Regions from separate parts of the Homo sapiens genome. Here region 1 is linked to region 2. Evidence: chromatin contacts called from ENCODE Hi-C or POLR2A ChIA-PET data. All regions are on one chromosome and are shown on one strand. The core of a region is the stretch at or near the end of the contact, and the rest is flanking DNA. Distances in the headings are between cores, read along the strand shown.

What was found. A loop is a pair of places that touch in the nucleus more often than their neighbours do. ChIA-PET counts read pairs that join two places held with the same protein, here RNA polymerase II (POLR2A).
Region 1: a map with no recorded cell type shows a loop between it and region 2 (3-fold over the local background). The contact joins the promoter of LINC02806 here to the promoter of GJA8 in region 2. A Hi-C loop is called at or near these places in 2 of 37 single-sample maps with no recorded cell type. POLR2A ChIA-PET finds 5 or more read pairs at or near these places in 2 of 52 experiments (PC-9 and activated naive CD4-positive, alpha-beta T cell).

What each region holds. Positions count from the first base shown.
Region 1 is chr1:148,275,146-148,280,547 of GRCh38, forward strand. LINC02806 (long intergenic non-protein coding RNA 2806) reads left to right here and starts at 4,123. Exons shown (of 2, transcript NR_187239.1): 1 at 4,123-4,386. It overlaps LINC01731 (long intergenic non-protein coding RNA 1731), which reads right to left. Exons shown (of 5, transcript NR_183739.1): 2 at 93-229.
Region 2 is chr1:147,900,850-147,906,310 of GRCh38, forward strand. GJA8 (gap junction protein alpha 8) reads left to right here and starts at 1,946. Exons shown (of 2, transcript NM_005267.5): 1 at 1,946-2,012.

The DNA.
Region 1 (5,402 bases), core at 2,873-5,372, 380 kb after region 2:
TGAGGTCAGGAGTTCAAGATCAGCCTAGCCAACATGGTGAAACCCCGTCTCTACTGAAAATAGGAAAATTAGCAGGAAATGGTGGCACAAACCTGTAATTAGAGCTACTTGGGAGGCTGAGGCAGGAGAATCGCTTGAGCCCAGAAGGTGGAAGTTGCAGTGAGCCAGGATTGCACATATTGCACTCCAGCCTGGGTGACAGACCGAGACTCTGTCTCAAACAAACAAACTAACAAAAATAAATAAATAAAAGAAAGATAAATTCAGCTAGGGAAAGAACCCGAGGACTATACAGTAGCTTCCATTTTTTTTTCTTTATTAGTGTGGCTGTGACCTCTTTGAGGGTCACAATTACAGTAAGTAAATGTAAAAACCACAGGGCACAAAGACAGGACCCTGCATTTGCCAGAAATGGAATCCAGGTCTCCCGGGTGGGAGGTGTAATTTCTACCACTGAACTGCCAGTGCCTCCTGACCCTGAGCTCTGCAGCCTTGGAAACAGTTAAGACACAGACTTGGGGAAAGGAGTCAAGATTTTCGCTGTGTTCTCTTTGATGTGACTAACAAAAAAGACACCCAGAGCAAAGGCTCGCAGTGGTGATTTGCATCAGGCAACACCACAAAGTTATGGCTTCACATTAAAAGAGCTGACTTGAAAAAGCCTTATTCTGAGTAGGCTCTGTGCAACTTGATAACAAACCTCTGTAGGAAAAATCAGAAATTCACCCAGTTTCTTGTCTCTGGTCCTGTATCCAGTGTGAGCCTGTGGAAAGTTCTTGCCTCGCTTGTTGATGTCTTCTCTTTGCCTCCCCATTGCTTGGTGCCTCTCAAACCCTTTCCTCCCAACCTTGACAGGAACATCAGTACTTTCTCCAAAAAAGGCTGTCAGAGAACAGGGACCCTGGTTTGGAAAGCTGAACTCTTGGGACTATGCCTGGGATACTCCAGGAGACCAGGGTGATAATTGAACTTCTCTCCTCCTACACCTCTTTTGAATTCCTGGAAAAGGCCTGGGATTGGATCTTGCTTTTAACTTCTTATGCCTTACAGAGACCTAAGCAAGAGCGAAGAAATGGACATTTCACTCCCAGATTTCTTCCCTTCACCTCACCCTGGTTGGCCACCCAAGGAGGCCAGTTCAGGGAAAAACAGTTCCATTTGATTCTAGGTAGATGCTAGGATATTACTCCTCTAGCTAACAGAAAGTGTTCTTTTGTTGTTTGCTTTTGTTGGATATTCATGTTTTCACTCTCATTCTTTTGTTTATAATGAGCATGGTACAGATTTGCACTGCTCTTTTTGTTGTTGTTGTTTGTTTTCTTTCCTTTTTACATTTTTTATTTCCAACTTTTCTTTTAAGTTCAGGGTACATGTGCAGGATGTGCAGGTTTGTCTTATAGGTAAACGTGTGCCATGGTGGTTTGCTGCACCGATCTTCCCATCACCCAGGTACTAAGCCCAGCATCCATTAGCTACTCTTCCTGATGCTCTCCCTCCTCCCAACCCCCACCCTCCAATAGGCTCCAGTGTGTGTTGTCCTTGCTCCCCAACCCCATGTATCCATGCATTCTCATATTCAGCTCCCATTTATAAGTGAAAACACACGGTGTTTGGTTTCCTGTTTCTGCGTTAGCTTGCTAAAGATAATGTGTACTGCTTTTGACCTGGCACCGTCGTTCACACCTGTAATCTCAGCAATTTGGGAGGCTGAGGCGTGTGGATCATGAGGTCAAGAGTTCGAGATCAGCCTGGCCAATATGGTGAAACCCCCATCTCTACTAAAAATACAAAAATTAGCTGAGCACAGTGGCGCGTGACTGTAGTCCCAGGTACTCGAGAGGCTGAGGCAGAAGAATCACTTGAACCAAGGAGGTGGAGGTTGCAGTGAGCTGAAATCATGCCACTGCACTCCAGCCTGGTAACAGAGCTAGACTGCGTCTCAAAAAAAAAAAATGTATATATATGTATATCTCCCTCCTATACAATATATACGTATATATATATATATATATATATATATAATATAATGTGCACTGCTTTGAATATTTAACCCTTTTCTGCCCATTAAACCATTAGAGCTGGCATTTCCTTTTCTATCCAATCTGAGAGACTTAAATCCATTATAATTCACAGCAGTTAGTGTTACATTGGAGATGACAGGCACAGTTAGTCTCATTCCCACCACCTCATTGTATGATTTCTGTGTTTTGGCTTTGTTTATAAAATCTCTTCCTGCCTTTCTTAACTAGACTGGTCTGTCTGGGTAAATTTTCTGTTTTTCTGTAGTGTTTTTGAAATTCCATGTCCCTGATTAGTTAATATATTTTCTTAGATCTCAGGTGCACAGGGAGAAGGTAATCATGTACCTTAGCTCAGGGCACATTATGGTGGCAGCTCTGAGCAAGGCACTTACTGTCTTTCCTTCTTTTCTCTGTTTATCCCACTCCCATTTCCCTGTCCACTTCCAGAAACACGTTCTGAGGAGTTTAGTATATGCTCTTTTATCTCACACTTTCTCTGCATATTTCAATAAGGGGATGTCTTTGGAAGACATACATTGTTCTTTGAGGATGGAGGATATTAAAACAACTTTAAAGTTTGAATTGGTTTCCAAAAACCCATTCCATCCTCTTTACTCCATTCTGTGTACTATCTTCTCAACTTTTCTATTCAAATAGAAAAGTTTGTGTATAAATTTGGGGAGGAAGAAAAGAGTCAAGCCAATGTAAAATGGGCAAAATACTTGAACGGTGTTTGTTTACCAAAGAGAATTTCTTAATGGCCAAATTGCATAAGAAAGGATTCTTGGCATTATTACTCATTCAGGAAACACAAATTTAAAATGCCATGATACTCCATAACACACCCATCAGAATGGGTAACATTTAAGAGACAGGGAAAGCCACTGGCTTATAAAAATGCAGAGCAACTGTAACTCTTGTTGCTGGCAAGAGAATACAATACTGTAAACAAACAGATGCCTGTAATCCCAGCAGTTTGGGAGGCCGAGGTGGGCTGATCCCTTGAGCTCAGGAGTTTCAGACTAGACTGGGCAAGATGAGGAAAACTCATCTCTACCAAAAAAATTCAAAGAATTAGCCAGGACTATAGGTGTGCCTGTAGTCCCAGCTACTCAGGAGGTTGCAGTGGGAGGATTGCTTGAGCCTGGGAGGCAGAGGTTGCAGTGAGCTAAGATTACACCACTGAAGTCCAGCTTGGGCTACAGGGTGAGACCCTGTCTCAAGGAAGGAAGGAAGGGAGGGAGGGATGGTGGGTCCAGGTGCGGTGATTTACCACTGTAATCCCAGCACTTTGGGAGTCTGAGTCCAGTGGATCACAAAGTCAGGAGATGAAGATGATCCTGGCTAACACAGTGAAACCCCCATCTCTACTCAAAATACAAAAAATGAGCTGGGCGGCATGGCACATGCCTGTAGTCCCAACTGCTTGGGAGGCTGAAGCAGGAGAATCACTGGAACCTGGGAGGCGGAGGTTGCAGTGAGCCGATATCATACCAAAACCACAATATCAGAGATGATAAATTCGCTGGATGGGATTAACAGCAGATTAGATGTTGCAGAAGAAATGATCAGGGAACATGGAATCATGAATAATTGAAAATATGCAAAATGAAACTCACAGACAAAAGAGATTTTTTTTAATGAAAAGATTATCAGTGAACTGTAGGGCAGACTTAAGAGGTCTAATTTTTGAGTAATGGGAGTCCCTGAGAAGGAGCAGGGAGGAAAGGAAACATTTATTTTCTTTCTTTGTTATTTTTCTTAGGAATGGGGTCTCAGTATGTTGCCCAGGCTGGTCTTGAATTTCAGGCCTCACTCAACACCTCCCGACTTGGCCTCCCAAAGGTGTGAGCCACTGTGCCCAGCCAATTTCTGAAGAAAAATAGCTGGAAAGTTCCCAATCATAACAAAAATTATAAATCCAGTGACCCAAGGAGCTGAGGAAACCAAAGCGCAAGAAACATGAATAAAACCACTCCTAGATACATCATAATAACATTGCTCAAATCTGGCCAGAAGAAAAAGACATTGTACATACACAGGAGCAAAAATGAGGATTGCATCAGCTTCCTTTCTGCTCTTGCCGGCCTCTACCAGGAGCAGCAATGCACACGAGCAGACAGAGAAGCAACATCTTTAAGGTACTGAGGGCAGGAGAAGTTAATGTAGAATACTATGCCAGAAAAAATAAATTCCCAAAAGTGGAAGTGAAATAAGGACATTTAGAGATGTACAAAAGCTGACCGAATTCACTACCAGTCAACCCACACTACAAGAAACATCAAATGAGTCCTCCAAGCAGAAGGAATCCAATACCAGATGAAAATCCAGATCTCCACGAGGAAATGAAGAACACCAGAAATGGGTAACTATACTAGGTATTTTTTTATTTTGTAAATTTCTTTTGTAAAAATTTGACCATTTAAACAAAAGCAATAACAATGGGTTGTGGTGTTTATAACATGCGTAAAAGCAAAGTGCATGTCAGCTATAGCGTCAAGGCCAGAAGGTGAGATATAATATCACTTGAAAGTTGACTGTGATAAGTTAAAAAGGTTTGCTATAAGCCCTAAGGGAATTACTAAAATAACAAAAGAAAGAGTTATAGCTAATAAGCCAACAGAAGAGAGAGAATAGAATGATATAAAAACTTTATGAACAGTATGATAGAGTAATTGTTCTTCCTATAGTAATTGCACCTCTAGCCTAAAGAAATATTTAGACCAGTGGCTGAAAATGCCCGTACAAGAATGACTAGAGCATTATATGTAATTATAAAAAAATCACAGAACCAATTTAACCTCAAAAGCATATGGAAAGGGCTAAATGAATGACAGTTAAAGAGAGAGAGAGAGAGAGAGAGGGAGAGGGAGAGAGAGAGAGAGAGAGAGAGAGAGAGAGAGAGAGAGAGAGAGAGAGAGAGAGAGAGAGAGAGAGAGAGAGCGGCGCGGTGGCTCACTCCTGTAATCCAGCACTTTGGGAGGCTGAGGCGGGCGGGTCACAAGGTCAGGAGATTGAGACCACCCTGGCCAACATGGTGAAACCCCGTCTCTACTAAAAATACAAAAATTAGCTGGGTGTGGTGGCGCGTGCCTATAATCCCAGCTACTCAGGGGGCTGAGGCAGGAGAATTGCTTGAACCAGAGAGTCGGAGGTTGCAGTGAGGCGAGATATCTTGCCACTGCACTCCAGCCTGGCCACAGAGCGAGACTCCATCTCAAAAAAAAAAAAAAAAAAAAGAGAGAGAGAGGGTTCCCAGAATCCTAGCGGACCTTGATTTACGTCCTCACGTCCTGCGCGACAGACGGAGGAGAGGAGGGTAAAGTTAGTCTCCCTCTGCCTTTCCATGATACCATGTGCTGGATAGAAGAAAGTTGCCAG
Region 2 (5,461 bases), core at 696-3,195:
CAAAAGAAATCAGACATCTAAAGTAAACAAGGTTTTGGGCTAGTGACCATTTTATTTAAAATGGAATTGGGGACTCACACAACATTGGTACCATCCTCCTTCAAACTGCCCCCATCAAAATGCAATATGTCCATGACACCAGAAAGGACAGGAAGGGGGGGTGGGGTGGTGAAGCCAGTGCTTAGATTTTTTTTGTCTAGTTTGCCCTCCAAGTTGTCTTCAATTTAGTAATCATACATTGCAGATTTCATAAAACAATCTAAGTTTCAACTATTTTTGCTCCATTGTTTTCACGAATAAACTTGTAGGATAAAATGCCCCTATTTTTGGTTTGGAAATGTAGTCAAAATAACCATTTTTTATACTACCAATAGTCAGTCCCAGATGATGGGACGGGAGTGGGCCTCAGAGAGCATATGTCCATGCCCTCCAAGCATCATTCCTCATTAAGCCACATTAGAATTTAATCCAAGAGCCTCCTGGTGAGCAAAACCATCATATCCCCATTTAACAGATGAAGGCACTAAAGTCTAAAAATGTTAGCTGACATTGATTGAACTTCCGCTACTCAAAAGTATATGTAATTATAAGTGAAACGTGGTGAGAAAGGCTATTACTTTGACAAATGGCACCAGAATTCTTTGGAGTGTTAAGGCTCCTTTCAAAGAGGGAGACCACCCTGCTGAAGGTTTGTTTGTGTTTCTTTTTTATTGTTTTGATCTTTTTAGAAAGCTCTTTCCTTTTATGTTTAGTTGACACATAATAATTGTACGTATTTGTGATACACAGTGATATTTCAATACATGTATACAATGTGTAATGATCAAATCAGGATAATTAGCATATTCAGCATCTCAAACATTTATCATTTCTTTCTGTTGGGAACAATCAAAATCCTCTCCTCTAGCTTTTTGAGACTATACAATAAAATAGTTAACGGCCAGGCATGGTCGCTCATGCTTGTAATCCCAGCATTTGGGGAGGCCAAGGCGGGCAGATCGCCTGAGGTCAGGAGTCTGAGGCCAGCCTGGCCAACATGGTGAAACCCCGTCTCTACTAAAAATAGAAAAAAAAAAATTAGCTGGGCGTGGTTGTGGGTGTCTGTTATCCCAGCTACTCAGGAGGCTGAGGCAGGAGAATAACTTGAACCTGAGAGGCAGAGGTTGCAGTGAGCTAAGATCGTGACATTGCACTCCAGCCTGGGTGGCAGAGCGAGACTCTGTCTCACACACACACAAAAATATAAAAATTAAAATAATTAATTAATTAATGTTAACCATATTCACCCTACAGCACTGCAGACCACCAGAACCCATTCCCCCTATCTAGCTGTGCTTTTGTATCTATTAGCAACATGCTCCCCATCCTTCCTTCCGCCACTACACTTCCCAGCCTCTAATATCCACAATTCTGCTGAAGGCTTTGAGAGACAAGAGCAAACCACCAATAAAAAATGAAATATGGTCCTTTGGAAAGGACCAACCACTCTTGGTGTGACTCAGGGCAGAGGGATTCACACAACTGACCACTTACTGTCCCTACATCATTAAGATTCTCCCAGCTGATGATAAGGCCTTGGGAAAATGCCCCTAGGCTCATGCGCTCTGGAGAGACGCCAAAGGTTTACTGATGTACAGGCCCAGTCTGCTGCTAAAAGAAACTTTGGGAGGCACAGAAGCCCCAGCTAAGCTTTCACACATCAGCTTTCCCCATCCTCCTCCCCTCAGTGCCCAACACAGCTCTCCCATTCTCTCACTCCCATTGTTTCCCAAACATCCCTCCCTTCATAAAAGCTGTCTGGCTGGGAGCTTAAAATATTGCTGGACAGTAAAACCTACCCATCAGGGCCAATCCAGTCATATCTGCTCAGTCGTGCAGCACAGTAGGGGCGGGGTAGAGAAGTGGGAGGTGGGCTTTTAGGCAGCAAAGGAAAGAGACGAAAGTTGCCATTTTGCTGCTGAGCGCCAAGAGAGAAAGAGCACATATTTCTCCGTGGGACACTCCTTGTATTGGCAAGTTTTCCTTGGGTGATATTAGTTTGTAACCTTCCCCCCAATTGTTCTTTCTCAGCCTAATCTAAGGGCCATATATAGGCTTCTCCAAAAGGAAAAAGGTTGCCAATAAGATTCAGTCTTGGGCTGGGATGGCTAGACTTACACTCCAACTCTGAAAACCCTCTTCAAGTTGACCTAAGAACTGGCAGAGGTTTGGAAGGGAGAGGAATGCTGGAATAATCAGCAGGATGGGGAAACAGAGATGTCCAAACTCAAACTACAATTTGACTTCTTAAGCTCTTTTCATGTCTACAGGAATCCACAGGGACCTAAACCAAGTATTTGATATTTATGAAAAAGTTTTGTGCCCTTTTCACTCAAATTCTACAATAGAAATAATAGTCATAATTACTGAATGCTGTGGGGGTAGCGGAGGCTTCGTGCTCAGCATTTTCCATGTTGGAGCATTTAATGGAGCACAGGAAGGGATCTGGCTAAGGACCATAAAATTCCTCCTAGGAGCAGGTTCTGTTGTCTATCTATGAGAACTGCTGGCTAGTGGCTGTTCTAGAAACTAGAAAAGAGGCACTTTCCACCTGGTTACCAACCAGAGTGGTAAGTGGCCATTGAACGCTTTGGATAACTTATTAATGGATGTATATGTGTTATTCTGCCTCTTCAAAACCAGAGGAGGGCTATGCTGTAATGGGCTTAGATCTAGAAGACCAGGGCTCACAGCCTAGCTCTGCCCTCACTAGCTAAGCCCCCATCTTGGAGACTCATTTCACCTCCCAGCCTGTCTTTTTGTCTGGTAATGGGGATTGATAATGCCAAGTTCACTGGTTCTCAGACATCCATCTGGGGATCTGTCAGTTCTAGCTCAAGATGAAGGTTTCCACAACCTGTGACCAAAATGTGACAATGATAAAGTTAACAATGTAGTAAATGTTTCACCAAGTTAAGTGTGTTCAATTTAAAGGCTTGTCTTTTATTCTGAAGTTATGTCCTCTCCAGTTTTGTGGTGTTAAAATCCCCTTTTATGAAATGATGATGAAAATAGACTGTAGTTGTAGTTAGTAATTTAATAACTCTTTTTTTTTTTTTTTGAGACAGAGTCTCGCTGTGTTGCCCAGGCTGGAGTGCAGTGGTGTGATCTCAGCTCACTGCAGCCTCCACCTCCTGGGCTCAAGCAATTCTCCTGCCCCAGCCTCCCAAGTAGCTGGGATTACAGGTGCCCCACCACCGTGCCCAGCTAATTTTTGTATTTTTAGTAGAGATAGGGTTTCACCCTGTTGGCCAGGCTGATCTTGAACTCCTGACCTCAAGTGATCCTCCCACCTCGGCCTCCCATAGTGCTGGGATTACAGGCATGAGTCACCACGCCCAGCCAATAACTCTTATTTTTATGTCCTTGTTTGGCAAAATAAGGAGTTGGTATCCTTATGTTGGTCACACTAGTTTGTTATTATTATACTAGTCTGTGAAATCTAAGTCTGAGAACCACTGGCCTAGTTCACAGCTTGTTATGAGGACTGAAATAAGATACGTGAAAATGTATCACTTAGATCAAGGATACCCAAACATAAGGTGTTATTTTAATCATTACCTCTAGCCATCATTTTCTGGTGGGATGTTCCTGGCCATATATGGACACCCTGGGGTTGGAGGCTTGAACTCTATCCATTTATTTTCCATCTGTAATAGGTCTGTTCACTAAATTTTCACAAGCAAAATAAAACAGAGAATTATCTCTGAGAAAGAGAAGAGAAATAGTCTTCCTTTGGTTCAGATTTCTCCCTGCTCCCACAGAACGCTTTGCTTCTCTGATCTGACTTCCTTTAAATTTTCACTGTTAGAAGTCAGGAAACCAATACATTTCCCTTCGCAGCTCTAAAGTGTCTCTCCTTAACAGCACAGTAGGCCTGTTTCAACATCATGGGGTTGGAAAGATTGTGTCCTAAATTACAGTTTCTCTCCTTCAGTTATCACAAGAAACTGTAACTAGACATTTAAAAAAAAATACAATCTTAGCATGGCGGCTTAGAGTATAGAAAGACATGGGCTTGTTTGGCTTTGGTTTCAAAATTACTAATGAGTGGTCAGGAACGACTTCTTGTGTCATGAACATGTATCATGACACTCTTGTCAAGAATTGTTGGCCTTCCAGTTTATATATTTGATCTCATACAAAATAAGCAGTTTTGTGTCTCAGAGCAGCTGGTTGGGGATCAATTTACTATCCTTTTTGTTATTTACCATTTTTTACAAGTTCTTAATTTTTCTGCTGTTAGCTGTAGCAAGAGGACTGAAGTTCCTTGGTCTCTAGTATTCATATTACAGGAATTTGGGGATTGAGAATTTCAGATTTCACAAGGATTACTATTAGAACCATGCACTGCTGTCTATGGAGCTCCCACTCTGTGAAGGGCTTTGTTCTGTGTTGTGATGGTTCACAAAAGATGAGGCCAAAATGGTTCCTGCCCTCCAAAACCTTTTGATACTAAAGGGGGGAAAACAAGATTGGTTAACATACAGGACTGAGAGCATGTGCTCATCACACACATTCATGTGGGTATGTGAGTGAAATACACTGTCAAAAATGAACTGATATATCAATGAGGGTAAGTATTAGCAAGATAGTTAAGATTCAGTAAGATATTAGTAAGATAGTAAGATATTAGCTAAATCTTATAGAAGTACAGTTATTCAAATTGCTGTTTTAACATAAATTTTAGAATGAACTATTTGATAAGAAATGAACTTTTTCCTGGCTCTGCCACCAGTGAGCTTTATGCTTGGGCTGCTTACCTGATTGTGATGTTTCCCACCTATTTTCCAAAAGGCAATGGGAATGGCTACCACTCTTACCAGGGCAATTACTAGACTTAACTATAGTCTGAAGAGTTAAAAATAGATACATGTGGCTGGGATTGAGTTGCTGGTTCCGATTCCGAGCTGCTGGGTCCTTCCCCCTCTCCATTACCCATTTCTCCAAGGAACTCTTCCCAATGCCAGACCCATGACTGGGGATGCCACAGCTGCTGTCACTTTTTCAGGAGAAGAGAAGCTGCTGCAGGATGCCCTGCCTGATTGGGAGCTTATGAGGCCTCAAGAGGAGGAGCACTCTCTGCTCTCCCACAAGAAGCGAACAGCTATTGTGCCTGCCCTGACAGCACAGGCTGGACATTGCAGATGCCTGCAATTAGTATCCTGCCACCAGGTTCTGTCTGGCCAGACTCCAAATCACAGGTTGGAAATAGGCTTTTGTGTTTAACAAATATCACTGTGATTAAAAAACAATAGGCATATCCCTTTAGCCCCATAGGTTCCTAGGCCTATAGCATGGGGCATGGCTAGAAGAAGCCCAGAGCAAGATCCTCTAACATGGGCTCTTGCCCTGGTCTGAGGGCAGTGATGAGTAAACTTATAACTCTAGAGATGTTCAAGCTGCAGGAACAACTGTTCTC